Linked DNA regions of Homo sapiens: regions 1, 2, 4, 5, 6 and 7 are each linked to region 3. The links are chromatin loops, found by intact Hi-C in ENCODE. Cell type or tissue: heart left ventricle. All regions are shown on one strand.

The links. Peaks named below come from ENCODE experiments on the same cell type or tissue, not always from the same donor. Only the 100,000 strongest peaks of a DNase experiment are listed, where the experiment ranks them.
Region 1: it touches region 3 in a loop (4-fold over the local background); 22 of 110 quality-filtered maps call a loop at or near these places.
Region 2: it touches region 3 in a loop (4-fold over the local background); 29 of 110 quality-filtered maps call a loop at or near these places.
Region 4: it touches region 3 in a loop (2.6-fold over the local background); 21 of 110 quality-filtered maps call a loop at or near these places.
Region 5: a loop joins it to region 3, with 3.0 times the contacts of the local background. A loop is called at or near these places in 56 of 110 quality-filtered maps.
Region 6: it touches region 3 in a loop (18-fold over the local background); 91 of 110 quality-filtered maps call a loop at or near these places.
Region 7: it touches region 3 in a loop (2.8-fold over the local background); 24 of 110 quality-filtered maps call a loop at or near these places.

Annotation. Positions count from the first base shown.
Region 1 is chr18:13,799,380-13,803,379 of GRCh38, reverse strand. No RefSeq gene overlaps it. Among named protein-coding and RNA genes, the nearest start is that of MC5R, 23 kb to the left of the region's middle. In heart left ventricle, a CTCF peak has its summit at 2,232; a DNase peak (open chromatin) is centred at 2,239; H3K4me3 peaks cover 673 bases.
Region 2 is chr18:13,451,880-13,455,879 of GRCh38, reverse strand. The region is part of intron 4 of LDLRAD4 (low density lipoprotein receptor class A domain containing 4); the gene reads right to left. Among named protein-coding and RNA genes, the nearest start is that of MIR5190, 6.1 kb to the left of the region's middle. RefSeq lists enhancers at 1-284, 285-928. In heart left ventricle, no CTCF peak of the experiment used is centred here; a DNase peak (open chromatin) is centred at 1,908; H3K27ac peaks cover 2,982 bases.
Region 3 is chr18:13,214,461-13,218,460 of GRCh38, reverse strand. LOC124904255 (a long non-coding RNA gene) reads left to right here and starts at 1,189. Exons shown (of 2, transcript XR_007066300.1): 1 at 1,189-2,349. It also overlaps a transcript of LDLRAD4 not described here. RefSeq lists silencers at 541-910, 1,031-1,080, 1,161-1,210. In heart left ventricle, CTCF peaks have their summits at 1,171 and 2,199; DNase peaks (open chromatin) are centred at 251, 740, 1,130 and 2,240; H3K4me3 peaks cover 1,873 bases; H3K27ac peaks cover 1,857 bases.
Region 4 is chr18:13,463,243-13,467,242 of GRCh38, reverse strand. The region is part of intron 4 of LDLRAD4 (low density lipoprotein receptor class A domain containing 4); the gene reads right to left. Among named protein-coding and RNA genes, the nearest start is that of MIR5190, 5.3 kb to the right of the region's middle. In heart left ventricle, no CTCF peak of the experiment used is centred here; a DNase peak (open chromatin) is centred at 2,222; H3K27ac peaks cover 1,601 bases.
Region 5 is chr18:13,373,813-13,377,812 of GRCh38, reverse strand. The region is part of intron 2 of LDLRAD4 (low density lipoprotein receptor class A domain containing 4); the gene reads right to left. Among named protein-coding and RNA genes, the nearest start is that of LDLRAD4-AS1, 52 kb to the left of the region's middle. RefSeq lists a silencer at 1-263 and enhancers at 2,366-2,495, 1,496-2,695. In heart left ventricle, a CTCF peak has its summit at 2,034; a DNase peak (open chromatin) is centred at 2,312; H3K27ac peaks cover 1,596 bases.
Region 6 is chr18:13,528,745-13,532,744 of GRCh38, reverse strand. All of the region lies in intron 4 of LDLRAD4 (low density lipoprotein receptor class A domain containing 4), which reads right to left. Among named protein-coding and RNA genes, the nearest start is that of LDLRAD4-AS3, 60 kb to the right of the region's middle. In heart left ventricle, a CTCF peak has its summit at 1,688 (motif pointing right); a DNase peak (open chromatin) is centred at 1,684.
Region 7 is chr18:13,435,002-13,439,001 of GRCh38, reverse strand. LDLRAD4 (low density lipoprotein receptor class A domain containing 4) reads right to left here. Exons shown (of 7, transcript NM_001378100.1): 4 at 618-758. Among named protein-coding and RNA genes, the nearest start is that of LDLRAD4-AS1, 9.5 kb to the right of the region's middle. In heart left ventricle, no CTCF peak of the experiment used is centred here; no DNase peak of the experiment used is centred here; H3K27ac peaks cover 1,697 bases.

The DNA of each region.
Region 1 (4,000 bases), 580 kb before region 3:
CAGGGTTTTACTCTAACAGTGGAGAGTGCGGACCTCGATCCAGTTTTTGAAGAACAATCTGATGTAAATGAGAAGAGGAGGAATCCCCACCTGGGGATTTTGAGACCAGCCTGACCAACATGGTGAAACCCCGTCTCTACTAAAAATACAAAAAATTAGCCTGGCGTAGTGGTGCACACCTGTTATCCCAGCTACTTGGGAGGCTGAGGCAGGAGAATTGCTGGAAACCGGGAGGCGGAGGTTCCAGTGAGCCGAGATTGCGCCACTGCACTCCAGCCTGGGCAACAAAGAGTGAAACTCCGTCTCAATAAATAAATAAAGGAGCAGATGCTCCTTCTCCTTCCAGGGGAGAGTAGCTCACGATGCAGGATGGCCAATGGGTTCTCTCTACAGGGCTTTTAATCTCTACTGAAGGCTACAAGGACTTGGAGGCCTAGGAGACCTAGGATCCAGTTTCCAACCATCTGTGTACAGCCAAGAGAGGAGTGGACATCAAGGCAGCTGGACTCTAAGTGGCTGGGAGAGTTTGAGCTCGAGTGTTGTAAGACCATGTTGCATACACACATCCTGAGCAGGCCATGGAGGTCCAGGACTCCTCGTGATGCATTTATCATCCCAAGAAGATGAGCTCTGCAGAAGCATCTCCTGAAGTGCAGTCTATACACCACCTGCATAAGAGTTACCTAAGGGGCTTGTGACAAATACATATGCCAGAGCACCCACAGGCTAGCCCAGAACCTCAGAAGGAAGAGGCCTAGGAATGTCAGCTTTTAATGATCTGTTCTTAGGTACACTACAGTGTGAGAATATATATTGAGTACCTGCTAGATGCCAGCTAAGTATCTTCTAATATATAAAAGGAAGGTATGATTATCCCCATTTTTAGATGGAGAAGCTGAGGTTTGGTGGGATTCAGTAATGCCCAAGGTCACATGGCTAGAAAGTGGTGGTCCCAGGATTCTACAAAACCCGCTCCAAAGCGGCATGTGAAAAAACAAGCAATTTTTAATAAAGAAAAATTCAAATGAGATGCACTGGGAATCTAAACTTTGGACCTAGCTTTTCTCCTTCAATTCTTTTCAGTTTCTGCTACTCTGAACAACCTATTTTTGTTTTATTTTATTTATTTATTTTTTTTATTTATTTATTTATTTATTTATTTATTTATTTATTTATTGAGACGGAGTTTCACTCTTTGTTGCCCAGGCTGGAGTGCAGTGGCGCAATCTCGGCTCACTGGAACCTCCGCCTCCCGGTTTCCAGCAATTCTCCTGCCTCAGCCTCCCAAGTAGCTGGGATAACAGGTGTGCACCACTACACCAGGCTAATTTTTTGTATTTTTAGTAGAGACGGGGTTTCACCATGTTGGTCAGGCTGGTCTCAAACTCCTGACCTCAGGTGATCTGCCCACCTTGGCCTCTCAAAAGGTTGGGATTACAGGCTTGAGCCACTGCGCTTGGCCTGAACAATCTCTTTTTAAATGGAATGTCACATATCTCGAAGAAGTTAAGGGCAGCAACCTCCATGTATATAAATAGTTCTTGTCTGGTGGATGGAAGTTAAAATGGCATGCCCTTCTCCAGTTGAACTTGTAAGTCTTCTGTGGAGTAAAAGACTATGGCTACATCAGTTCAATAATGTAGCATCTTGACATGAATTTCTATTTTCAGAAAATAGAGATTAAGGAGAGGCTATTTCCAGAGTGAATAAGAATGGAGTAATATTTAGAAAATGTTTCCTAATATTAAAACCTCCTCATCTTGGGAATAATTTCAGAATACCTGTTTCATAGACGTTCTACAAGAAGTCGCAGGTAGCCATGAGTTAAGACACTTTCTATAACTGCCTTTCTCCATGAATGTGTCGATTTCAGCGCTCACTGGGCTCCCGTGCACAGCTAGGGGCTGGGTTTCCCGAGGGGCGCAAACGTCAGGGAGACCTGCTTTGTCCTCAGGCCGTTTACAGCGAAACGAAGCAGAAAGAGAGAAGCCCAGAATGAAAATCACATAACCCAGAATGTAGCAAAAGAGAAGTAAGAATGACTACAGGATTCGGAGAGGGAAACCAGCCCACGTCTAACGTACTGGGCAAAATCTCAGCATAAGGCGGGGTTCTGCTCAAAAGGCGCAACTGAAGAGGCAGGGACTATCCAGAGCGGAGGCGGAGCGCGCTGAGGCCGCAGAAACCGGCCTCAGCGGGAAGCATTCCCGTCCCGACACCTGCGGGCCCGGGGGCGCTAGCGCTCCACCAGAACCAAGGCTGCACCAGCGCAGGGAGTGGCCACGGGCAGCACCCAGCCTCTCTCCGGCTGCCTCCGCATCGCCTGCCGGGGCCTCCAGCGGGGACCCAGCTGGAAGGGGCTCCAGGCGACGCCTCCCGGTATCTGAACTGGACAGAGCAGAGAGTACTGCATCTAGCCCAGCCGTGGCCCGCCCTGCATGGCCAGCGAAGGTGAAGGCTGCGCAAAAAACTGCACAAAACCAGGCAACACCAGAACCTGCCCCCAGAGAGGAGGTTTGCAGACTGAGTAGGAAATAGCTAGTTAAAGAAAATAGAAAGGTGACTCTCAGACTAAGTAAACAGCATGACTGAAGGCAGGGAAGTGCGAGGCTCCTGTTCCTAGATGGTGAGGAGTGACTTTAGGGAGGGAGAGCCCACCAATCCTTAGGAACCTGCAATCTGACCCACTGTGCACACAGGCAATCAGTACACAGGGCCAGGACTAGGGCCAGGCAAATGAGAAACTCACCCCAGGCACAAAATGTAAGAGAATGCCCAAAACCTCCATAATCGAGATAAATAATACTGTAATCCAATATTTTTTAAAAATCAAAATTAATGTAAAAAGTTCATGATGAACATAATATCAAAATTTGAAATGAAGACAGTATCAACATTACTGATTTTTCCTGTGTAATGTGCATGTTAGCATGGCAAAGTGACTGCAGTGCGGCGGGCCGACTGGGAGAGTTGCACCCAGAGTGGACACCAACTCTAAGCTGCTTTCATAGCGTACATCTGCACTGCCAGCAGAGTAGCTGGCAGCTGCATGTGGTCATTTAGCACCTGAAATGCAGCAATTGAGACGCTAAATTCTTAATTTTATTTCACCTTAATTAACTTAAATTTTAACATTGATACTCAATTCAGTGATTGGAAAACGTATGTATGGTTGGAACAACTTGAGTATGTGAATTCATTTTTTACAATTGTAGATGTTATGAAATCTAAATAAAGATCGAGCATTTTCTTTGAGAATTTAGCATTCAAATTGTATGTGCTGTAAAACACACACTGGATTTTAAAGCCTTGGAATGAATAAAAGAATGTGACATATCTCAATAATAATTCTTATATTGAATACATGTTAAAAGTATACTATTTTTGGATATATTGGGATAAATAAAATACATTCCTAAATTCACCTGACTCTTCTTATTTTTTTTTTAATTAAAAAAAAAAGAGATGAGGTCTCAGTATGTTGCCAGGCTGGTGTGAAACTCCTGAACTCAAGTGATCTTCCCACCTCAGCATCCGAAAGTGCTGGGATTACAGGCATGAGCCACCGCGCCTGGCCTCTTTTTACTTTTTAAAGGTGGCTGCTAGAAAATGTTCAATGGTGAATGTGGCTTGCGTTCTATTTCTATTTGCACCTCTGGGCTCGGTGAATGAGTGCGGCCTGGATGAGACAATGGTGGAGGGGATGCCAAGTGGGGCAGATGCAAAACAGTGAAGCAGCGTTGTGAGACCATGACGGCCTTAGGTCGGGGCTCCCTAGACGCAGAGCCTGGGATGGGGTTGCTCAGGTGAGTGCCTGAAGAGGGAGGTTCTCATCAGAACTCCCTGTGGGAGTGAGAGGAGCAGGCGAGCATGCAAGGCAGCTCAGCACCCCTGTGGTTTGGGAGAAGTCTAGCCTCCATCCGCTTCAGGGAAGACCTGGAGCAGGTCTGCTGCACCACAGAGGTTGTGCTGTGCGAGGCGAGCAGCCTGGGCTGCAGTG
Region 2 (4,000 bases), 240 kb before region 3:
ATGTTTGCTTTCTTCATAATCTTAAAAATATACAACTGCAATTTATCATCCATTTATCTTAGCACCACCAAGAGTTGCTCAATTGTATGTTAGATCACCAGAAATGGCACCCGGTGTGGGGCTGAATGCAGCTGAAGGGGAGGTTGCCAAGCCCCCGGATATCTTCCCTGGGGCTGTGTGGAAGGAGGAAGCCAGATGCACAGCTCTGCCCCAGCCACGGGGAGGACATGACTTGGCCCCCTCTCCACCTTCTGCCTGTATCTCAAGTGATCCGGCCCAGCTCATCAGAGGGAATGACGACCCACCCTCAGAGCCGTCCAGGCTGTGGGGGGATGCTGAGCTGCTCCTAGTGTCTCCTCTACCTGCTCAGCAGGAGCAGGTGCCCCTGCAGCCTCCAGCCTCTTCTCACCATGGCTACCCAAGGGCATCTCATGACCTTTACGGGCCTCATAGATGTCACATCAAACCCAGGAAAAAGCACCACATCCCACTTGAGACAATGAATTGCAGGTGACTATTTGACAAGCCATCACGTTTTGTCAACATTTAATTAAATGTGTGCATTTTAATTTGGCAGTTTTCGCTGCCTATCTTGGAAGCAGAATTTTTTTCAGGTCTGCAATATTTGCATAAGCCCCCAAAAAGCCTGGAAACCCCAGGCCTCCTGCCTAAGTGCCCACTGGGTAAAATGACCTGTCTGCCAGCCCAGCCTGAGGAACATCCCTGGTCCTGGTGCCAGGACACCTGGTGCCTCTCCCAGGCAGCACCTATGCCCCCTCCCCAGCCCCCAGCTCCTGCACATACAGGTGTCCAGCATCCACCAGCTTCGCCTCCCTTGGAGGGACACCCTTTGGACTGCCTAGCTCAGTGACATGTTTGCAGGGTTGTGATCATCCACTCAACAAACGCGGACTGAGCACCCACCAGGGCGCATGCCCTGCTCCCGCCGCAGGTGATCCAGCACTGTGCGCAGCCAAGTGGGATGCCTGATGAATGAACACATCAGGACCAAGGCTGCTGCTGAGGGCTTGGAGTGGTCTGATCTCCAAAGGCAACATGACATCCCACACATCCCCATTCATCAGGGACTGTCACAGCAACACAGTGCCTCTCTGCCCTCCAGCACCTTCTGGACCAGGCCAGCCCCTTTCCCAGCTCATCTGTGCCTGTGCCCAGACCTGTGGCTCAGGTGGATGGCCATCCCGGGCCAGGCATGTCCTGCTGCTACCCTCTCTGCAGAGACAGGCATCCTTCAGCGTGGACAAAGCCACCCACCTGTAAGCAGATAGCCTCTGGCTGCCTTGTCTACTCACTGAGTGTATGTTTCATCCGATGGATTTCCCCAAAGTAAGAGCACGAAAATAAGGAGTGAGGTGCCTGGCTAGTAATAAGGGCAAAGATGATGAAGAGAATGGAGTCATTTCCCAGGCCGACCCAGGAAGCAAATGGAAGACAGCACTGCAAGCCAGACACTCAAAATTCCATATTATTCACAACTTAATATAATGCACTTAAATCATCCCTTTAAATGTGGTATACTGGAATTCTTTCACAAATTTAGACAATGCATTTGGAACCCCTTTCTAGTGCTCAGAAACTCCAACTAGATAAACATTAACCACAAACAGGATAAAATCCAATTTATTTTCATCAAACGACTGCACCCTGTTATCATTGCTAACATTCCCTCCACGTGAACACTGAGTCTGCTTGCGCATCTAACAGTCAGACAAAAAGGGGTCTTATATCATCGCAGAGCCAGAAAGACAGCACACCTTATAAAGGAGGCAGGATGCCCCTTTTGGAGAACACCCCGGCAATAAACAAAACCACCATGAGAAGCTGGGTGTGCACGGCGCAGCCTCCGGCTCTGTCCCCGCAGTCGGCGGCAGCGCCGGAATGAACATCTGCAGTGTGAACACGGCGCCCATTAGCTCCCGCAGCCTGTTAGCATATTTTAATGCTGTGATCACAGCTTTCTATTTCCATCAAGGCGCCACGAGGTGCTAGACTCTGGATCACACATTGCGTCATTATTGTCCCCACTGAACAGATTACACAGCAGTACTGGGGACGGGGCTGGGAGGTAATGAGGGGCAACAGAGGGAAGGGCAGGTGGAGCACCGGGCGCCCTGCAGAGGATGGGTGGGCACTGCTCAGAGCTGGGGCTCTCATCTCAGCGGGGGCTCAAAGACATCGCATGCCCTGATCAACGTCTCTCTCAGACACCTGAAAATAATAACACTATTTACAAAGAAACACCTCTCTTGGCTAAATGTTCCATCTAATATTTATCTCATTAAAGTTAATAACAGAGGTCAAGTCACCATTTCAGAATGCTTTTTTTTTGCGTCACAAGTGACTCCAGGGATCAAACCTGCCTTCCTTGCCGGCAGCTGCGAAAAACCAGGCTTGAGGTGTTAATAAACCAAGGTCACTACGGAGTAGCGGAGCTGCTGACTCTTGATTTTAACTCATTCCTGTGATACAAAAAGTGCACAAATCCATTGTCATGTATGACACAAACAAGTTTCAGGGCTGGGCCTCCAAGAAAAACATCATGAAGGGTCCTGCTCCTTTCGAACCTCACACCCCAAGTTCACACACAGCAGGACACCAGTTCACGGGCCTCCTCATTTCCAAAACGCGAGCACGTGCACGCAACCACAGGCACACCAGGAGCAATGCAAAACAAAGTCCACCATCATCTGTTTTCAAAGGGCAAGATACCGGGGTCCTGCTTCTTTTAAAACGATGACTGTCCCTGTGATTCCTGCATTTCATTTGCACATGATGCAAATCCCGTGACCTCACGCTCGCTCATGTGCACCCCTGCGGTGCTCCCCATGCTGAGCAGAGCACAAGCCCATCTCTGTGCCCTTTCTCTCCCTGGTCATTTGCACTTGGAAAGCAGCATTCCATGTAGCATCCCCCGTGGTCCCCCTCACTTGCCCCAGGACGTTGCCTCTGGCCTTCCTGGAGGTTCTCGCTGGGGGTCACCCCTCAGGCTGAGGCTGGACTCATTGCCACTGACCTCCTTAATCCTAAGGAGGGGTCCGATGAGTTCTTATCACATATGGTTGTTCTAACAATTAAATGAGATGACTCAAGTAAAGCACTTAGCAATTAGTAAACACGCGACCTGGTGGAATTGTGGAGAGAAGTTCATACACGCAGAAAGCTCTTTTGAACACTGCAGAGCATGACCAAGATGCTGACTGTCAGGACTGCAGATCCCTCCTATGTCGGTATTTTTCCAACTCCCCAGCCCCAGGCTGACTCATAGCAGCAGCTCTGCCCAGGAGCAAGGACTCCCGCCTTCCTCCTTTCCAGCTTCAGAAGAGTCTCCTCCTGTGCACTGGAGTTCTTCCGTCCACATCTCCACTCTCTAGGCTCGATCCTACCCTCGCAGAGACTTGCTCACAGGGGTCCTCCTCTCTCTCTAGTGCACCCACCACCTTTGCTGAGCTATCCCTCTGCCAGGAGATAGCCCCAGACTCCTCCTCGCCCCCCTCCACGGCACCCAGTCTGCACCCGCTGCATCCTCCAAGCGCTGCAAGGAGGGTGGCCAGGAGCCGCCGCTGCCACCGTGAACCCCAAAACTGGGGACACCACACTGGGACCCTGCTGTGCCGGGCACACTCTGACTTCCCTCCCTATTCATCTCCTGCTGTGGCTTTCATGTGGATTCCTCCAAACCCTTTTTTACATAATCCCAAAGGCACAGCTACTGGGGACCTGCCCCTCTGACAGCCTTCCTAGCTAGGCCCAGTCCCTACTCTCAGGGGCACACGCCACGTTCACCATAGGCTGCCTACTCTGCAAGGGAGGGTCCTTCCGGGTGATTTCCTCCTGCCACCCTGACACTGCCTAACCTGACAAGTTGGTGTGAGGACAGGGTCTAGTGGAAGGAGAACTGTCCTAAGAAATGGGAAGCACTGCTAGGCTCTGAAAGTTTTTGTACTCTCTCCCCACCCCCAAAGTCATATGTTGAAATCCT
Region 3 (4,000 bases):
ATCCTGGCCTCCGGGCGGTGCAGAATTCAGTCTTGCAACCGCGGGACACCCTGCGCCCCAGGGCACCAGGAAACAGAAAACGGGGTGGGGGTCGGCGAAGTCCCTCCACCGGCGTAACCCCGCCCGCGGGCCAGCCCCGGATCCCCGCCGTGCCCACCGGCAAGCCCACCCGGACCAAGCCTCACAGACCTCGCGCGCTCGGCGCCCAGCTTCTCCCTCCGGCCCCAGCCGACGGCGCAGGCTCGCGGACGTCCAGTTCCCAAAGCGTCCGGTTCCCGAGTCCCCCGCCACCCCTCCCTCCGGAGCGCAGCGGTGAACTTGGGCCAGAAGCCCCGACCACTGCGGCCACCTCGGGTCCGCACTCACCTGGGCCGCCCCCCCGGAGCGGAGGCGGGGACTGCCCGCAGTGCGGCTCCGCGGCCACCGGCCCTGCTGGCCAGGGGGAGGGGCGCTGTGCGGGGCGCGGCAGGGGGCGCGCGGCGGGCCGGCGGGGAGCGCGGCGCGCCGGGGTTCTTTAAGAGCTGAGGACCTCACCCCCGGGCCTCCCCCGCGCTCCCCGCCCTGCTTCCACTTTCCCAGGCACCCGCAGCCTGTCTGGCTGCAGCGGCGGCAGCGGCTCAGTGGCTTGCAGGGGATCCCCGGCCGGCCGCGGCGGCGCGCGGAGCGGGCAGGGCCAACGCACTCGCCTGCTAATCCCGCCGGGCCCGGTCCGCAGCCTCAGCGCGGGGAGAGAGGGGACGCGGCGCTGCGGCCGCCGGGGAGGTGTCCCGCCTCCAGTCGCCGGAGGGGGGAGTGTCCCGCCTCCCGCCGCCGTCGCCGCCGTCTGTCTCCAGCCGTGACTGCGCGCCGCGGCTGTGTCTGTCTCCAACTCCTCCAGTCTCTCCTCCTCCTTCCCACTCCGCGGTGGGGACCCGGCGCGCGGCCAGGCCGCGGGTACCGGGGCCGCCGTGGCGGGGGCTCAGGGGTCCCCGGCTCACAGGCTGCGCCGACCCCTGCGGGGGGCGGGCCCGGAGGCCGGGGGTGGGCAGTGGGGGAGGCGCGCGGGCGCCGAGGCCGCGGGACCCGGGGCCGCACTCCCGCCCAGGGCTCGGGCCCGCGTGGCGCGCGCCCACCGCCGGCCGCACGGGGAACTCCAAGCCGAGCGCAGAGTACGCTGCAGGGGCGCCCGGAGGAGCCGGCTCGCTGCCCGCAGGCCGGGGGCGGTTTCGGGAGGCTGGGGGCGCGTTCCAGCACAGAGTACCTCGCGGGCTGCGTGTGCACCACGGGCCGCGGGACCTCGGGCAGCCGCCTAGAGACGTGCAGTCGGGCGGCAGGACACTTAGTAGGACGGAGCAGTGCTCGGCGAGCCTTGAGGAGCTTGAGGCGCCCCCGGACCCCACCTGGTCGCCCCCTTAGTATCCTGCCCTCTTTAAAGGAAATGGCTCCTGCCTAGAAGGTCAGATGGATTCTTCGCGCTGTGACCCTTTCTCCTTGAAGGACCTACACCTCCTGTGAAGACCATTTCGGACTTGACCTCCACCTGAGTGCAGACTTTGTTCAGAAGTACACGCATTGCCTCCAGCCACCCCTACCATGTTTGATGGGGGATTGGTTACTGCCAGAGCATATGAGCATTTTAACCCAATTTTATTGCAGTCACCAAAATTAGTTCGCCTCTGCCAAAATTAACCCCCCTGCAGACATATCAAAATACTACACTAAGCAGGGGTTTCAGGCTGGGTTTAAGATAGATGCAGCTGATTAAAGGAGTGAACATTTTCAACTGTCCCCACACACCCCCCAAAAAGTTGTCCAGTTCATATTTCCGTAATGTCAGAGAAATGAATCTTTTGAAACCTACGTTTTGTCTAATTTGTCAGTGACTTTTTAGTTAGTGAAATGTTGGCTGAATTCAGTTTCCCTTAAGCCCTCAGCTCTCAGCTATGGTGGTAATTGCCGCTAGCCTTTGATCAGTGCTCATATGTGATGTAATAATAACTACCATTCATGGAGCGCTTCTGTGCTAAGCGCTTTACATGGATTGTCTGATTGAGTCCTCACAATAACTGGGAGCTATTACTTCTCCATTTTACACATGACGAAGTTGAGGCTAGAAGGATTTAGTAATTTGTCCTCAGACCACAAAGAGATGGTTTTACATCCCTAACTAGCTGCATAGAAAGCTGGGAGCTGAACCAGCATGCCATACTGCCACCTACCTACAGCAGCGCTGACAGTTCTTCAGCTCAGCCCGCAAACCAGCCAGCATCTGCCCTGTGCCCGGCAATGAGCCCGCTCCAGCTGGGAATGCCCAGGTCCTGGTCTAACTGAGAAGCTTGTAGCAGGGGAACTTTGAACCTGGCTGCCTGGGTAAACTTTTTTAAATGAGCAATAAGCTGATAAGTGCTTCACACAGGTTATCCTAATCTGACAAGCATATACTTAGTTTATATTTAATGTCCACAAATGCAAAACTCACATGCTTTGGGGTTGGAGAAACTGTGCTCTTGCCCTCTTTAGGTAGAAAAAGAAATGACTTTTTCCATCTAAACGCCCCATGGACAATGAAGAAGAAAAGTTTTTCCAAAACCACAAAGCAATGCCTTCTATTTCACTTGCACATAATTTCTCTGTGTCTAACTTAACCGCCTTAAATTGAGGGCTGAATTTTAAAATCATAATCTCAATTTCTACCATTTGTGATGAATCTCAATCTCGTGTTGCCCTTTCTTATCTTATTTATAACTAGAAACTGCTGCGGCTCTGTATTTCTATCTCTAGAAAATATGGGAGGAACCTGTCCCTGTGTTTTCTTTTTTTTGTTTTGTTTTGTTTTGTTTTTTGAGGCGGAGTCTCGCTCTGTCGCCCAAGCTGGAGTGCAATGGCGTGATCTCGGCTCACTGCAAACCCCGCCTCCCAGGTTCATGCCATTCTCCTGCCTCAGCCTCCCGAGTAGCTGGGACTACAGGTGCCCGCCACCACGCCCAACTAATTTTTTGTATTTTTAATAGAGACGGGGTTTCACCGTGTCAGCCAGGATGGTCTCGATCTCCTGACCTCGTGATCCGCCCGCCTTGGCCTCCCAAAGTGCTGGGATTACAGGCGTGAGCCACCGTGCCCGGCCTGTCCCTGTGTTTCCTACTCAGTCCTCCCTGTATTTGTTTTCCACTTCAGCTATTCCCTCCCACACCCTTCCAGACACACACACTCTCCCTATAGCAATGCTAAGAGTTCGAGGTACTTAGATGTAAGTTTGCTCTCTGTAAAATGCAACATGATTCTACATCGGCTTCATCCTGACCATTCGCTCATTCCAAGGGCCCAGACTGAAGCGCAGCAGAGCGGAGACTTTGTTTTGCTCCGTTGGTGGAGAACTTGGACCCCAGTACACAGAATAGTGCCTGACACAAGGGGCTCAAAGGGTTTTTTGGAATGAATGGTACCTTAGTATTGGGATAGATGAGTAAACAATATTGAGATAAATATTACTAAAATTGGGTGGAAATCAACTGAAATTGGTTTCAAAGAGTGAGAGGTGAAAAAGATTATTTTTCACTGTCAATCCTTGCAGCCTGTCTCATGTCAATTATACCCTGGCCATACTTAGTCCATAGAAGTTTGCTAGTCAGTCATCTAAGGAGACATAAATAGAAAAGGGAAACATGAACGAATGTTGAGAAAAAGGGAATTTGAGGGCCAAGTGACCTCAAGTTGAATGTGAATTTGAGAACACAATTTTGTTTCTTGGATCTCATGCATAACATTTAAATGAAATTTATCCAATATGATTCATCCTATGCCTTGTACTCTTTAATTTAAATGAGAAATAGAAGGAAATGAGAAAGAGAAGCTTCATGTGGGTAATTCTGGTCCTGGAGAAGTGGGAGCCCCGCTCTAGATTCTCAGGACCAGAATCTACGATGAGCAGCCCCGGAGCAAGGGCTCTGTCCCTGAGCCTGGACGACTTCTCCTGCGCGTTTCGCCCCAACACGCAGCATCGCCACACCTCAGCGTCTATCTG
Region 4 (4,000 bases), 250 kb before region 3:
TCTATACATAAGATCATGTCATTTTTGAACAGGGATAGTTTTCATTCTTTTCTTTGCAATTGGATGCCTTTTATTTCTTTTTCTTGTCTAGTTGCTCTGGCTAGAACCTGGAGTACAATGTTGAACAGCATTGGTAAAAGTGGGTATCCTCTCTTGTTCCTTGTCTTAGGGTTTAAAGCTTTCACCACTGAGTATGGTATTAGTAGGTTTTTCATAAATACCCTGCTATAGACTGAATGTTTGTGCCCCACTACAACTCACATGTTGAAACCTAATTACCAATGTGAGGATATTAGGAAGTGGAGCCTTCAGGAGGTGATTAGGTCATGAGGGCGGAGCCCTCATAAATGGGATTAGTGTCCTTATAAAAGAGATCCCAGAGAGCTGGCTGGCCCCTTCCACCATGTGAAGATATAACAAGAATGTTCCATCTATGAACCAGGAAACAGGCCCCCACCAGACACAGAATCTGGTGGTGCCCCGATCTCAGACTTCCGACCTCCAGAACAATGAGAAATAAACCTCTGTTGTTTACAGGCCACCTCGTATATGGTATTTTGTTAGAGGCACCCAGCTGGACGAGGACATGCCTTTTATCTTGTTGAAGAAGTTCCTTCTATTTCTAGGTTTTTGTGTGTTTTTATAATCAAAGAAGGTTAAGAGTTTGTCAAATGCCTTTTCTGTGTCTATTGAGAAGATCTCATTTTTTTTCTTTCATTCTATAAATGTGGTATATTATATTGTTTGATTTTCCTTTTTTTTTTTTTTTTGGTGAAACAAGGTCTCACTCTGTGACCCAGGCTGGAGTGCACTGGCATGATCACAGCTCACTGCAGCCTCAACCTCTTAGGCTCAGGTGATCCTCCCACCTCAGCCTCCCAAGTAGCTGGGACCAAAGGGACCCGCCACCACCCCCAGCTAATTTTGTATTTTTTGTAGAAACAGGCTTTTGCCATGTTGCCCAGGTTAGTCTTGAACTCCTGGGTTCAAATGATCTGCCCACCTCAGCCTCCCAAAGTGCTGGGATTACAGGCCTGAGCCACCGTGCCCAGGCCTGATTTTCTTATGTTGAACAATTCCATTATCCCTGAAAGAGACAACTAATTGCAAACTATGTGTTACTATATGAAAATTATGCTCGGAGCACCATTTTAAAGATTACTTCATTATTTCATTCAAGATATATTTATTTTGCACCCAGGCATTATTTTGAGCACCGAAGGCACAGCCTGGACTAAACAGTTATCTCTGCCCTCCTGGAGTAACACTCTGAGAGGAGAGACAGATAGTAAGTGAGACAGGTAAAATATATAGTTAGTGATAAGGAAAATAATATGGCAAAAAAGGGGGAGAGAGTATGAAGAGGCTGAGATTCTAGACAAGAGAGGCCTAACTTACAGCATTACGGTTTATACACATGTCCACAACTCAGCATTGCTTTCAAAATAGGAACACTTTATTAGTAAAGAGGAAGAAATTGCCTAAACAGACTCAGTGTCTTTCCCATAACAATCATCTGCCAAGCCGCAGGCCTAACCAGGAAATCCCATTTCCTTTTGGCGTTGTGTCCTCCACCAACAGATACAACCCTGATGCCAAATGTTGTATGGTTTGTAGGTGTTGTGAGCCAATGAGGGCATGCCCAGGGCCAAAGGCTGCCCTTTGGAATGAGGGCAAGGTCGTAGACTCCATCAAACAACAAATGCATCCTCCTCCAAAATCAAATGCTCAACACATGCAGCCTTTCGTATGCCCATCTCCCCTTTACTCATTTTCATGGCTGAAAATCATCAGGATGGGCATTTGTCCATAACTCCTACAGGTTAATTTCCTGACATGATATGAGCCTTTAAGAAGTTATAAAGGGTTACATCATCTTTTCATTTCTGACACCAATATACTAACAGAACTTGAACACAGCCATCTGACCTTCAGAATCAATGAAACACGCAGCCTGAGAATAAAGAGAGGGCGTGCTGTTTGGTAACCTGACTTCAACACCTAAGCAACCACTAAGTGTGCCTGAGCCGATGCACAGAAATAAAAGGAAAATAAAGTCAGATTTTAAAAGCCAGATGTTATGCAGGTTAAACACAACCTCATTTAAATTCCGAAATCACAAGATACTTACTAACAGCGATGGAGCCGTGAACAGAGCACTCCCTGGAGAGGCCCCCATTTAGCTCTGCGGCCTCGCGCCATCGTTTCCGGTGGGCAGCACCCCTCTTGGCTCGCTCCCTTCCTCCCGGCTCCTGCCACAGCAGACAGGAAGCACTGTGTGAGCAACAGGAAACCTGCACTTCCTTGTCTTGTGCACCGGCCAACCAATTAGCATGTCACCATGAGGGGCAGATGCACATGAATATGGAGCACGGAGCCTCATTTTTCTGTTCAGTCTGTCAAGCCATGAATTCACTCATCCCATTTTGTCCTAAAACCTTGGGGTGGGGGTGGGGGTGGGGGCTGAAGGGAAGGAGGGTTTCAAAAGCCCCATCTACAGCGATGTGAAAAAAAAAAAAAAAAAAGTCAGGCTCTGTCAGCCCTAAAGGGCATTTCTAAGAGCAATGGCACCATCTTTCCACATTCAGGTGCACTTCCCTGTGGAAGGTTCTAGACACACGGTGGCCCCTCAAATTATTCCCTGTGGCAGACAGTGGTATTGTCACATCTGCTATCCACTTGTGTAAAGAAAAAGGAAGACCTGATCTAAGAGTTTTGAGGCTGAAAGATATAGCAGGTATAACCAGATATTTAATATGAAAAACCCAAGTATCTAAATGAGATTATTAGTTGACATAAGCTCCGATAAAGGTACAGAAATGAAAATATGCAATGCCTAATTCTACTGATCAGATTAGAGCAATTTCTATAGAAAATTACTATTCTTTGCTCACAACACAGTTTAAAGCAATGTAAACACATCCCTATTGCTACTGTGCCCAAATACTTCTCTGCTGAGCTATTAGCCATCGTTTCATTTTATAAAAACCATAATAGAAAATGTGGCCAAACAGATAGATGGAGTGTTCCCAGCAATATGGAGAAACAGTTGTGTTTATGCAGAGATTAGTCTTTCAAATTGAGAGATCTCCAAAGCTCCATTTGTACTTGAAAGGCTTGTCTTTTTGTTACCCAGTAAATAGCTCATTCATATTCTACAAAGAAAACCCTCTAAATTGGGAGAAATAGCCATATTTAACATTAGGTAGGGAAATGGGGCTGAAAGCGAGAAAAGAAGTCTATTTCCCCCAGTTTCTTGGACTAGATTAAAGCTTTCCTTTATAATTTAAAACAGCCTCTGTTTTCTCCACATATAAGAGGCAGAAATTTCATGAAAGGCTGAGAAGTACTATCCATTAATGCAGAAATTATGCCAAAGAACAAGTTAAGAAACACATTTTTAAAAAGCAATCTTGGGTCCTTTTCTCTTATTCTGCAGTACATGTTTCTTAGCTGCTGCAGCTCCCTAAAGGCGGGGGTGGCTGTCAAGCTGGCCTGAAGTGTGGGTGACACACAGGTCCTCATGCAGGGCTCTTTCTGTGAAGCCCCAAGGTGCTATACGCTGTTGGGTGACTGCCCTGTCACCTGCCGTTAGTTACTCAGAATTAGAAATAAGTATCAGAATCGTGTGAATGAGGTGAACACTAGATGATGTAAATTAAAGCCATCCAAAGGCGTGATGTATTCCTTGCCATCTCAAAAAAATGACAATTTGGGAGATGAGAATATGTGTTAACAACTGTTTTTAAGCCTGTTTGAGCACAAAAATAACAGAATGGAGCTATAGTGTTAACTTAGGGCAACGAAGGGAATGCAGAGAAGGCATCCTGTTCCCTTCGTCAGGCAGGTGCCCTGGGATGCCGGTGGGTTTGCTCTTCTGAACCCCAGGCTCAGGGGGCTGCACACCTCCAGGGAGGCGGGTGGGCAGGCAGCATGGCCTCCAAAAGAGGTACAGGAAGGGAATAGAGAAAAGGAGAACTGGGGGACAGGGAGGGAGCCT
Region 5 (4,000 bases), 160 kb before region 3:
CTGCGAGGCTCTGCCTATTGCTCCATGCAACTTAATGTAGGCTCAATGGCGGGTCACGCTCGCGAAGCTCTTGGGACTGGCCAGCAGTTTGTGCTCTGGCGGAATGATGACTCCTCACTGCCTGAGTATGTCCATTATGACAAAAGGTAGGGGAAGTCCCACTTTCCTCTGGAGAGAGGAAGCGGTTTCTATTGCCTGAAGAGGAGAAACAGATACAGGCCCATCTGATATCCTCTTAGAACTTAAACTTCGGTTCAACCACTCTGCTATTTCTCCCACTTAAGGGAACCAGAAGAAGAAATTATTTGCAGTTAATCGCGTGCCACCCTAGGAAAGTCATGGGTTGTACAACCACCTGGGAGAAGGCACGGGCACTCATCTAAGAGCTAAAAAAAGATAACCTCTAGACCAGCCTTTCCAAGAATGACTTGCAATTCAAGCAGCAAAACCATCATTGAGGCAGACCAAGTTATGGAAACAGACGTGACGCAGCCTAGTCAGTTCATGTTGGTGAAATAACTTAATCTGGCCACAGAAATCCAAGGAGATGCATATTTCAGCCGATGTCTGAAGGACAGAATGCAAAACAGTGCTGTCAGAGGATGGCTCTGGCGTTGATGTTACCGGCAGTGAGCAGACCCAAGAGTGTGACAGAGGAGCTCTTGGGTGTGACACACATCAAATGCCACCTGCGGGGCCCGGCACACTAAGCCTTCTGACGGGTAGTCCCGACTCGATGCACCTTCAGGGAGCACTGAGAGAGCTTCCTGACTTCCTGCAAGGCCAGGCGAGGCAGGATGTGAAAGTGCATCTGTCCCCAGGAGCAGCTGTCACAGAGGGCAGAGAACCCAGGGGAAGGCTGCCTGGTCTCTAACTAATGGGGCCACAAACCCCACCGCTGTGTTCTGGAGGCCTCCGGCCAGGCAGAAAGAGTTCATTAGACCAATTTCCACTGCCTTGGTAACGAAGGCCCGTGCGTGTGCTCTCACACAGGAAAAGCAAGTGAGGGTTATTCATGGGGAAAGCACCACAGACAGGTACCATGTATCCCGCCAGGCAGCCCAGGCAGCGGTAAAGATACGTGCCCTCCTGGAAGACAGAACTGGCCCCTCTGGAACCGCGTGTGATAGAGCAGTCTTCCACAGCACCGGACGCCGAGGGTGTGCTGAGTTTGCTGGGCTTCAGAGGCACTGATCGGCAACTGCAGGAGCCGTCTCATCCTGAGCTGTGCCCTCACCCGCAGAAGAAGCCCCTGTGTATACCTGATGCTGAAAGGATCTGTCTGTCTTATATGTCCACCGTCAGATCCAGGCAGGAGAATTCCTGGGATCCACCAGAGAAAACCACAGGATGCCGCTGGCAAGAGGGAATATAACTGCCATGCTTGGCAGCTGACGCCGCTGTTCATGGGGATGCACAGGCTCTGAGAGGCCTTTCATGATCTAAGCGACCGTGGGCCGCGCCAGCCTGACCGCCAACTTCCTCTGCACGGAAAGTCATGTCTTCTTTAGATTTTTCTTTTTCCCTCTCAGAATCTGGCCCTTATTTATTCCCTTCCCCACTGGAGTTGACAAGTAGGAATCGATTTATTCCAACCCCTACTCTGCATGGAGACCTAAGCACATTTCTTCAGACAGAGGCCAGTGCCCGCACAGCCTGGGAGGACAGGCAGGGAGGGGCAGCTTTCCCGCAACAGACAGCAACCTCGTGCCTACCCTCCCTCCCAGAGTCTGATGAAGTGAACACAGTTCCCTCAAACGGCAAGAACGAGGACTTGATTTCACTCCTCCAAGGAAAGTAAGCTGCTGCCACTTTCACCAAGATAATCTGGGCCACTGCTCCCCAAATATCCCCAATACCCCAGGCAATCACCAAAACTACCCTCTATTTTTACTTAAAAACTAGATAATTAACAAATACACTTGAAATCGGGAAACACACATACGCCGGTGGACAAGACCAGTGTTGAAGAGCAAGGCGCTGGCGGGCGGGAGGAAACGAGGAGGAGAAGGCCTCCCACCAGGTGCAGGCTCCCTGGCAGGGAGGAAGAGGGTGCTGTTCCCTGACTGTACAGAGGGAAGGGAGGGAAAAGCAGAGCACCATGATTGCCCCAGTAAACTCCACTCCATAACTGAACACTCAGAGCATTCACTCAGGCCAGGGCCTGCTTAGATTAGAATTTAGCTTTTCATCTTCAAATACTTAAATAGGTCAGCATCACTTTACTTTGTCCTTACCACCAACCCAAGCCTCCCCATCTCACTCAGCTTCGGCCCTGCCCTGACCCAGCAGGCCCTCATTTCCAGCCCAACACACAGAGCCAGCTGTGACTCACTCGCACTGCCGAGCCACAGGGATTCCCCACGTCGGAGACATCACTCCTATCGAAATGACTCATCTCCTCACTTCCTTTGAATAAAAACATGTTATTATGTTCAATAAAACCATACAAGAAATAATAACTAAAGATGGCATTTAAATAACTTATACCAACACCTAAAAATGGCTTCCTGGAGGAAAAGGGAATGACTGGCATTTTCAAGGATATTTTCAGACCTCCTCCTTTTCTCCTCCTTTTCCACCGGCCTCTCCTCCAGATGAGTCCTGGCTGCATTCAGAGCTGCACGGACCCCTGGCCTAGAGGTAAACTTGGGCAAAGCAGGTTTTACAGTGAGCACAGAGGCTGCCATCAAAATCTAAAAGCAGTCTAGCTGCTCCACTACCGTCCCCTTCCCTTCTAGTTCCCATGGAAACAGACCTCAGATCGCCAAAAACCGGGTAAAGATAGCACCATGCCCAGTGTTCCCGCAATCTGTTTCCATGGGAACAGGAAGGGAAGGGAGTGGAGGCTGGGTGGCTAGACGCCTGCAAATCTCCATCCCCGTCATGGGGCTGCAGACGGCACCTACACACAGGTCCAGGGCCTGGGGTGCTCTTTAGGAATAAGATGTCCACTTGGGGATAGAGTCCTAAAGATGAGGCTCCCAGCAGCTGGGCTGTGTAATTGAAGCTGCTGCAGACTTCCAGACACACACCTAGCAGGTGCTGGCCTTCTCAATCGCCCCTCAGCCAACAGGGATGACCATTTCAGAGCACGGGTCCCACTCCTGGCTGGGTGGCAGAATCACCCCAGACCAATTGAATCACTATCTGTCGGGGCTGGGGCAGGACTCTGCAGTGTCTCATCAGCTCCAAAGGTGATTCTGATGCACGGCTGTTCTGGGAAAGCGAAGATCCAGACCAGAGCTTCCTGAGATTAAGGTGCCTGCAAATTCCGGGGATGTGGTGACTGCAGATTCGGTTCAGCAGGTCCGGGGCAGGGCCCAAGAGGCTGCATTTCCAACCAGCTCCCAGGGGATGCTGATGCTGCTGGGGACCACATCTAATTAGTGAGATTCTAGACTCCAGGTTCTTTGGCTCTAGAACCTTCTCCACAGACCAACAATGGACAGACAGCCACTCCTGCATGAGAGCTTGCTCCCATCGGCAGCCTGCAGTCCATGACCCAGCTCTGGCCTCCACAGGAGACTGTGTGGGGTCAGGGCTGAGAGGGCTCCGGCCTCCATAGGAGCCTGTGTGGGGTCAGGGCTGGGAGGGCTCTGGCCTCTGCAGCATCCTCTGCTACCTGTGCTATCCCAAGAGACGACCTATGTGGGTCAGAAGGTAACAAAACAGCCAACATTTACGTGTAATTATCAGGGACACATGACATCACCTCCAAGTGTGATTTCTCTAAAAGGTAAAAGCAAATTCCACGTGGTTGAGGATCAAACGTACACATTTTTTCTAAATATTTCACACATTTCCACACGTTTGCATGGTGGAAATATGTGAAATATTTAGAAAATATTTATAAATGTAGACATATTATCAAAGAAGAATGGAACTGTACACGTGTCATTTTAAAAGAAATGAGAGAATTTTGGAAAACTCTGGAATTTATTATAAAAAATAACTAAGGTAGCTTTAAAATCCAGTCTAAATGAAAATGTACAAGGTA
Region 6 (4,000 bases), 310 kb before region 3:
TAAACCTGATTACACAGATGAACATGCCTCTGTCCTGCCAAGTCCGATGAAGGTGGATTCATCTCCCTGTTTATAAAACCAGACAAGATGATGAGCATCAAAAGGCTGGGGCTGAGACGAGACTGGTTACTGAGGTCATCTAGCTGCCCAGTTGTTTAATTCCTTAGACAAATGTCAATGCCCTCAATCAAAAGCTATCCCACTCCTCCGCCTCCCTCCCACTTTAGGAAAATGTGGAAGACAGGGACCCACTGTTCCAGCATTGCTCTTCTCCCAACTACGCGGTCGCTTGTATCTGGGCCTGACCTGTTTGGAAATAAACTCAGATCACCAAATCCTAGTAACTAGCACATCTACTTTATAAGCATCAGTTTAATGCCACAGGTCATCCAGGCCGAATACTACCACCGAAGTTTCAGCCGCAATCTTGAATGTATAGTCACGTATTTCTCAGAGGGAGGAATAATACATACTCCAGAAGTCGGCTGCTTCGCTGCCCCTCCCAATCGCTCTTACCCTCTGAAGGCAATTGCAGGAGCCGTCCACCGCATGCACGGCGGGGTGCATCCCTCCGGGTGACTTTAACAGCCCGGCAGCTGCCTCTGCAGCTCTGAGGCTGCATCGGCTGTCCCCAGCCCTGCTCCCATCTCTCACTGCCCATCACCCTGCATGGACCAGGGTTCCTACTCTTTATCCTCCAAAGTAACATGACCACCAGGCAGGGGACCACACTCTGCCTACATTGGGGGTGGTGGGGGGTCAGTGTGAAAATCACACTCCACACAGCACAAACAGCCACTGGCATGGGAAGCTCTGTCTCCAGAGGGCCAGGCCGCCCCCCAGCAGGGCCACCAGCCACCCTGCATCCTCAGCGCAGCCTCCTGCATATGGCCGCTCCCGCCCTCAGAGGACCCTCACCCCCTCCACTGTCTCTGAGGCCAGCACAACCCCAGAGTTCTCTAAGGAGAAAGATGCAGCGCTTTCTCTCCATCTCCATTTCCTACTAAAGGAGGCCCATCAGGGTTCCAGCCCAAAGAGCAGATCTCTGAGCACCAGGAATTGTGCCTTCCTCCTACCTCAGACCAGAGCCAGACAACCTCTCCCCATGACATTGTTATCACAAAGTGTGATTTCTTTAAAAAAAAAAAAAAAAAAAAGATGGAGTCTTGCTCTGTCACCTAAGCTAGCGTGCAGTGGTGCGGTCATATCTCACTGGAGCCTTGAACTCCTGGCCTAAAGTGATCCTCTTGCCTTGGCCTCCTGAGTAGCTGGGAGGCTACCTATTTTTTTTTTTTTTTTTAGATATGGGGTCTCACTATGTTGCCCAGGCTGGTCTCAAACTCCTGGGGTCAAGCAGTCCTCCTGCATTTGCCTCCCAAAGTGCTGAGATTATAGATGTGATTCTATAATCACACAGTGCGCACGGCCAAAGTGTGATTATTAAGCCGTAAGACTGATTCCACAAGTAGGACAGTCACACATCTGTCTCCGTACTTAACAGACTTTGTATTAAAGGAACATCAAGCATGTGACTTAATCTTGAGTTGGAACTGGTGCCACCCAGTGCCCATGTGACCTTTGTGGACCCTTGGCTGCCTCCAGGACTGGGCTGGTCCTGAGCCCAAGGCAGGCCCCAGGGTTAAGGAATAGCAACTTCTAGTTTTGTAGAGTGCAGGAACAGCCAGCAAGCGGACCAGCCTGCAGGTGGCACAGTGTGGTCAGCAGATGAAACGAAGGAGAACCACTGTGTTAAGAGGCAGCTTAACTTTACTCTAAATCCAGACTTTTGGTTTGGAAGTGTTTAGAATATAGTCCTTCCAAATGAAGTTTCGCTGCCCAGGACCACCCCCCACCCCACCCCCAGCCCACACCACCATGACCCTGGGACATCTGCGGGGGCTGCTCACCAAATGCTATGGTTCTCATGCCCCCATCCCCTTCCTCCTGGCTCGAGGGCAGGCTTCCAGGCAGCAGGAGCCACAGCTCTCACTCTGGGGGTCCACCCTGGGCCCTGGCAGGGTCCCTGCATGTCACACACGTCACCAAGCTGTAACAAAGAACCCATGTTTTATCGTGCCAGGGCACGAGAGCACTCACTCAGTGGGCAGAGAGTCCAGGGTGCCTCGCTGAGCCAGCGGACCCCACCCTGCCGCCTCTCTCTGCTGGGAGACAGATTATCCTTGGGTCAATTTGCTTTCACTGCAGATATTGCTGGAAATCATTTCATTTTGGCCAGGATGTTTTTGGACTCCTACTAGAAGGACACGCTGCCCAAGAACACGCAGCACTGCTAGAATCATGCTGCTCCCTATCTAAAGCCTCGGAATGCTCCAGAAACAGACTGATGACCCCATCATCTCCTCTAAGACTGTCCATTAACAGCTGTGGCATTCAGTGGGAGCAAAAAGGAGGAGGCCATCTTTTAGAATCCAATGTTGTTTTTCTTCTGGGGGAGGAAGACGAACATGTGTTCCTTCCTCTTCTTACTTTTAAAAGTCTGCAGCTGTACACTACATTTCCACATCACTTTATTGAGGTTTATGGTTTTTACAGCAGCAGGTCGGTGACTCCACAAATCATCCATCAAGGAGTCTGGAGACACATGGCTGGAAGCACAGGTAGGGGGCAAATTTAATTCTTTTGACTCAAATGTGAATTTTATGATCGGGCAGTGTTTTTTTTCCTTTAACTTGGCCTCTAAGGACACATATTTGAGGATGAAACTCACCCTGAAATACCACCTAGTCACCTCAAATTATCTGAGATATTTCAAAAGAGAAAGCTTCCGACTACAGAGATAAACACATCATTTTTCATGAAAGCAAACATTATCTGAGGATGACAGTGCTTCAAAACGGAACCTCTTCCACCTCGGTGGGATGGTGCCATGGAAGTCTCTAAAGCAGTAACAGCGTAACAAGAGGACACACTCTGTGGACAGCCTATGTGGATGAAACACAAGTTTAAGGACATCAGAACGCTGTCTTCTGTGCACACATTATTTAAATGTCCTGCCAACATTCAGAGAAAGGATAGGATCGCTATTGATCCAAAAGTTATATTTTCTTTTCAGTGTTTTTCACACTGGAGGGGTTAGCAGCTCAACCTTTGTTTCTTGCCATGTCCACATGACTATGAAAACCACACTTCACAAAGTCACTTGATAGATCCCATCCTAAAGGCATGTATTATTTACTTGGGTCTAGTTCTGTGAGCTCTGTGGCATTCCAGCTTCCTACAGGGCTTTCTAAAAGTCTTGCACCGCGACAGCCTGCCTTTGAGGTTGCCAAGGTCTCCATATGCATTTTTTCATTTTCTACTTGTGGATGACCTCCTTTTAACAGGCATCAGTGTTCCAGGTAGCTTACAGTCATCACCACCATTTGTATCATCAAAGGCCATCTTCGGAGAATACCTTTCCCTTTGGAATGTGGGAGGAATACATCAAAGAGAGAACCTGAATCTCCCAAGTAGCTAGTTCTGAAAGGTCACCACTATGGTACATGGGCCTTTGGCCAGTGCCGGGCAACTGGGGGCCCAGGACTGCCAAATGAGGGGGTGGCTGGGGGCAAGCTCTGGTTTGCTCAGAGCCAGAATCAGACAGTGAGCTCCTTAACCAGGTTCTCCCTACACATCTTTAATCTCTGTACTTTCTAAGCAAGGGTTTCAAGTAGATGCTGCTATTTCGACTTCCCATCATTCTGACATCAGTTGGGCCAGTGTCTCTGGCCTCCTGTGATCCAAAGCATTGGGAAGCTAGAACCACGGCCGAGGATCTAAGCTCTCGCTACCCAAAGCGTGGGCCACAGACCAACAGCAGGGGCATCACTGGGAGCTTGTGAGAGAGGCAGATGCCCAGGCCTCACTCCCAACATCAGAATCAGAATCTGCATCTTCCTGGAACCCCCTGGGAGTCATGTATCCTACAGTTGGGGGAACGCTGCTATGCAGGAGCCAGTGGGGTGTGCAATGGGAACCACGGGTGTTACTGCAGAATCTA
Region 7 (4,000 bases), 220 kb before region 3:
GAAGTTCAGCGGGCTTTCAAAGCTGCCTTCTTTCTCTTTCCTTGTCACAAAAACCATGAGATCGAAAACCAACGAACTTCAAACTCTGACTCCACTTCTTCAAATTCAAGAAATGCTCAAAGCCTCAGCCTTGGGGATTCACACATGTCAAAACCTCACTCAAGCTGTTTCCATCCAGTATCTAATAGAAAAACACATGATCAGAACCTTCAAGGATCCCATGTAAATTTTTCTACTTTCATATTTCAGTTGCATGATTAATTATGTACCTTCCACATATCTTTCTTTGCTTATTTAAAATTACTTCTGAAGTAGTAATGTTGGTATGAAGAATACTAAATCAATACATGATTTCCTGGAATCCAGGCATTGCTCAGACAAACAGCAAAAGCCTATTTCAAAACAGCTCCGCTGACCACTTTAGAGAACAGAACAAATTTCTGACTTTTGAACATGCTGTCCCTCTATCCTAAAAGAAGAAAACATTTCCTTTGTGAAAATGCAAATCTCTTTCCTTAACCAGAAAACAACCTCCTTCCCATGTCCCAGTGACCCCACCTCCTAACCGTTTCAGAACCACATCAGACAGTGCCACCCAGGTGGGAGGAGAGACTTACAGTTGAAGATGCCCGGAGGCGGGTGCTCGGTCACCAGGAGACAGTTCTCTTCGTCACTGTTGTCCCCACAGTCGTTCTGTTGGTTACAGACCAGCGAACCAAGATACAAGCATTTACCACTGGTGCAGGTGAATTTGCACTCTGAAAAAGTACAATATAAAGCATGGAGCAGTCAATGCAAGCTTGGTGCTCTTGAGCTGTGACTGTCGTTGGTTTTTCTTTCCCCCATTTGCATGCCATGATTGTTTGGGAGCTCAGACTATCTGGAGAGCCCAGGACACTAAACTCAGAGAAGGGCCATCTGGGTAAGGACCTTCCTCGTCTGAAACACACAGGATGGTGCCCTCCTGCACTCCACAGGGGCACCGAGGCCCACCTTGCACGCCTCACTCTACGGCACTGCCCACACAGTAGCACAGGTGCTCTCTTTCTTTCCACAACCTGCTCTGCAAAAGTCATAGCTGTGGGGCTCTATTATTCGGTTTGAAAACATCCTTGGCAGTTCTCCACACTTCCGAGAATGGGGGAGCCCGTGCAGCCAGCCGTGGCAGGGGCCATCAGAACTCAGGAGCGCTGGCTTAACAAAAGAACACTCAGACATTTTATCTCCCACTTGCCACTGTCCTGTGGTGAGAATCTGGACAACATATTTCACCTCTCTGATGTTCATTCCTCTCATGCCTAAGAAAAATCAGGCATAATACCAGGCATGGGTAGCAGTGAATTTACAATGTAAAACATGGGAAAATCATGTGTGCTTTCTGCTAAAGGGCCATGCTGGTGAACTATAAAAATAGGGCAGGTCCCATACCCAAATCCTTATAGGCCACACTGAACACAGGCTCCCTAAAGTCTGTACGAATCAATATTTGAAAATGGAATTCAGTTTTGTAGGACTTTAAAATAAATTTGCACACTTAACACATTACTATCCATTTAAGCAATGAAGAATAAAGGAAGTTACACAATTATATACACTTGAGCACAGAAAGGTCCATTACATCTTACAGTGACTGTCATCCTGCATTCTGAGTGTGGGCTTGGCCCTAGGAAACCACAGAAGCTGGCAGGATTCACACAGCACGGCCCACTCAGTACACAGCGGGAAGACAGAGTCTCTGGAGGAGTCCCGGGTTCCTCACCGCCACTGACTGTCACAGCCTCTTCCTTTTTCCAGGCCTTGGTTCTGTCTGTCTGGAATAAGGGTGGCAGGCCTGGATCAAGTCCAAGGTCCTTTCAACTCAGATTTTCAATCATTCAAATAAAAGGCTGGGCATCGGCACACCAAGGCCTCTTCCAGCGATGCTAACCATGTGTGGGGCTACCCCATGAGAGCCCAGCCTGCCTCTCAGCGGCGAACTGTGGCCCGCAAGACAATAACCTTCACCTGTTGTAAAGAAACACAACTTAAGAGTCCTCAAAGTATTTTTGTGAACCTGTATAAAAAGCGTATTATAATCCTCCATTTGTTCACATTCTCCTAAAAGAGTATAGAAAAAGAAACCAGCCGAGCTGCTGACCTAGTTTAGAATAACATGTGAACACAGCCCAAATGCACACCCACAAGCGCCTCGCTAGCGGCGCCATCCAGGTTAGAAAATCTGTGTGCAGAGTGAGGCTGGGCCACGTGGTGGGGGTGCTGCTGGAGCCAAACGCTCTCTTTCCATAAGGTGGAAAGATTAAAACCCAGCTGTTTGAAATCACATTTACTAAGTAACATTTTTTTAACTTAATGGAAAAAAGGGATGTCAAGGGAAAAATTTATCTTCCTTTCCAAAAGAAATATTGGACTATGGATTTATACCAAACATGAAAAGCGCATTAACCGAAAACAGGTACTCCCTGTGTTGCTAAAACAGTGATTGGGAAAAAGGAATACTAATCTGAATTGAATCAAACTCTTAACTAAAAAGTTCACCATTGCTGTGGTTTGAAAGGATCCAAGGTTAGACTACCATATTCAAGTTGGTGTGGAACATTAAACTACCCAAGAAATGAAACCACATCCACACTTCACTAATTTTAACTTGTTGGGGGGAGACACGACATGCTTGCAAGGAAATGAATTCTGTGGCTCATTCATTCGTTCATATAACCAATATATTAGCCGCTTCTATGTTCTGTGCTAGGTACTGAGACATGGAAACTCGGAAGTGAATGAGCTAGCCCTCTTCAAAGAGCTTATGACATGAACTATTTTAAAAATATGAGCAGTGACTAATTTGCTGCTCCTTCCAAGGCCAAACATTTCCCTTCTTTATCTCCTTCATAATCTAGAGGGCCGCCCAGCCTGTGACAGGCACTCGGTGAATCACACATTTGTTGAATAAATGAATAATTTGATCTGAGCCTCATAAGAACCCTGTGAAATAATTAGAGCAGATATTATTCTTCCCATTTTATTCCATTTTGCCTCATCTCATAGCACTGCCTCAGTTTCCAAATCCACTTTAAGGAATGTGAGAGACTCACTTGTAATGGGCATGGCCCCATGCATAACAAAGTTCCCCAAATCACTTGTTGTCTTAAGTAGGCTCAACCTTACTCAGGAAACACTAACAAGGCTTGTGCTACTAATGTGCTTGGCTCTTACTTCTTAGATAACGGAAACAACATCAACCTATTAAATTTCAAATTCAGCTGGGTACAGTGACTCATACCTACACTCTCCACACTTGGGAGGCAGAGGCAGGAGGATCATTTGAGTCCAGGAGTTCTAGAGCAGCCTGGGCAACAAAGCGAGACCCTGTCTCTACAAAAAAGTTTAAAAATTAGCCAAGTGCAGTGGCACACTCCTGTACTCCCAGCTACTCAGGAAGCTAAGGCAAGAGGATCGTTTGTGCCCAGAAGTTCCAGGCTGCAGTGAGCTATGATCATGCTACTGCTCCCAAGCCCAGGTGACAGAGCAAGATCCAGTCTCTAAAAAATTAAAAATTAAAAAAAATCAAATTTATAAAATCTAAATCTCAGCAGTGAGTCATTAGCCCAATATCAGAGTAAGGTCTTTCCATCACATGGCCACTGGAATCAGAATGACCAGATTGAGAATTTTAATTTATTGGCTTCTTGATGTGATATAGAAAATACTAGAAAATTGCTGTAATGTGATTAAGTGCTAAGAATTAATGCTAAAGCTGGAATGAGAACTGCAGAGCACAGTAAATATCTGTCCAACTTAACAAAACTGGTGTTGACAGAGGCAGGCTTCCACCTCCATCCCAACTCCGGACAGGCTGTCCCCAGCACACTGTGCCACCCAAAAGCCCAGTGCATTCAGGTCCTCTAATCACGAGATTATTGTGATATTTCAAACAAACTGATAACCCTAGGAGAAAGGCCCTCCTCTTAGCTGCATATTGGGATCACCTGGACGTCTTTCAGCA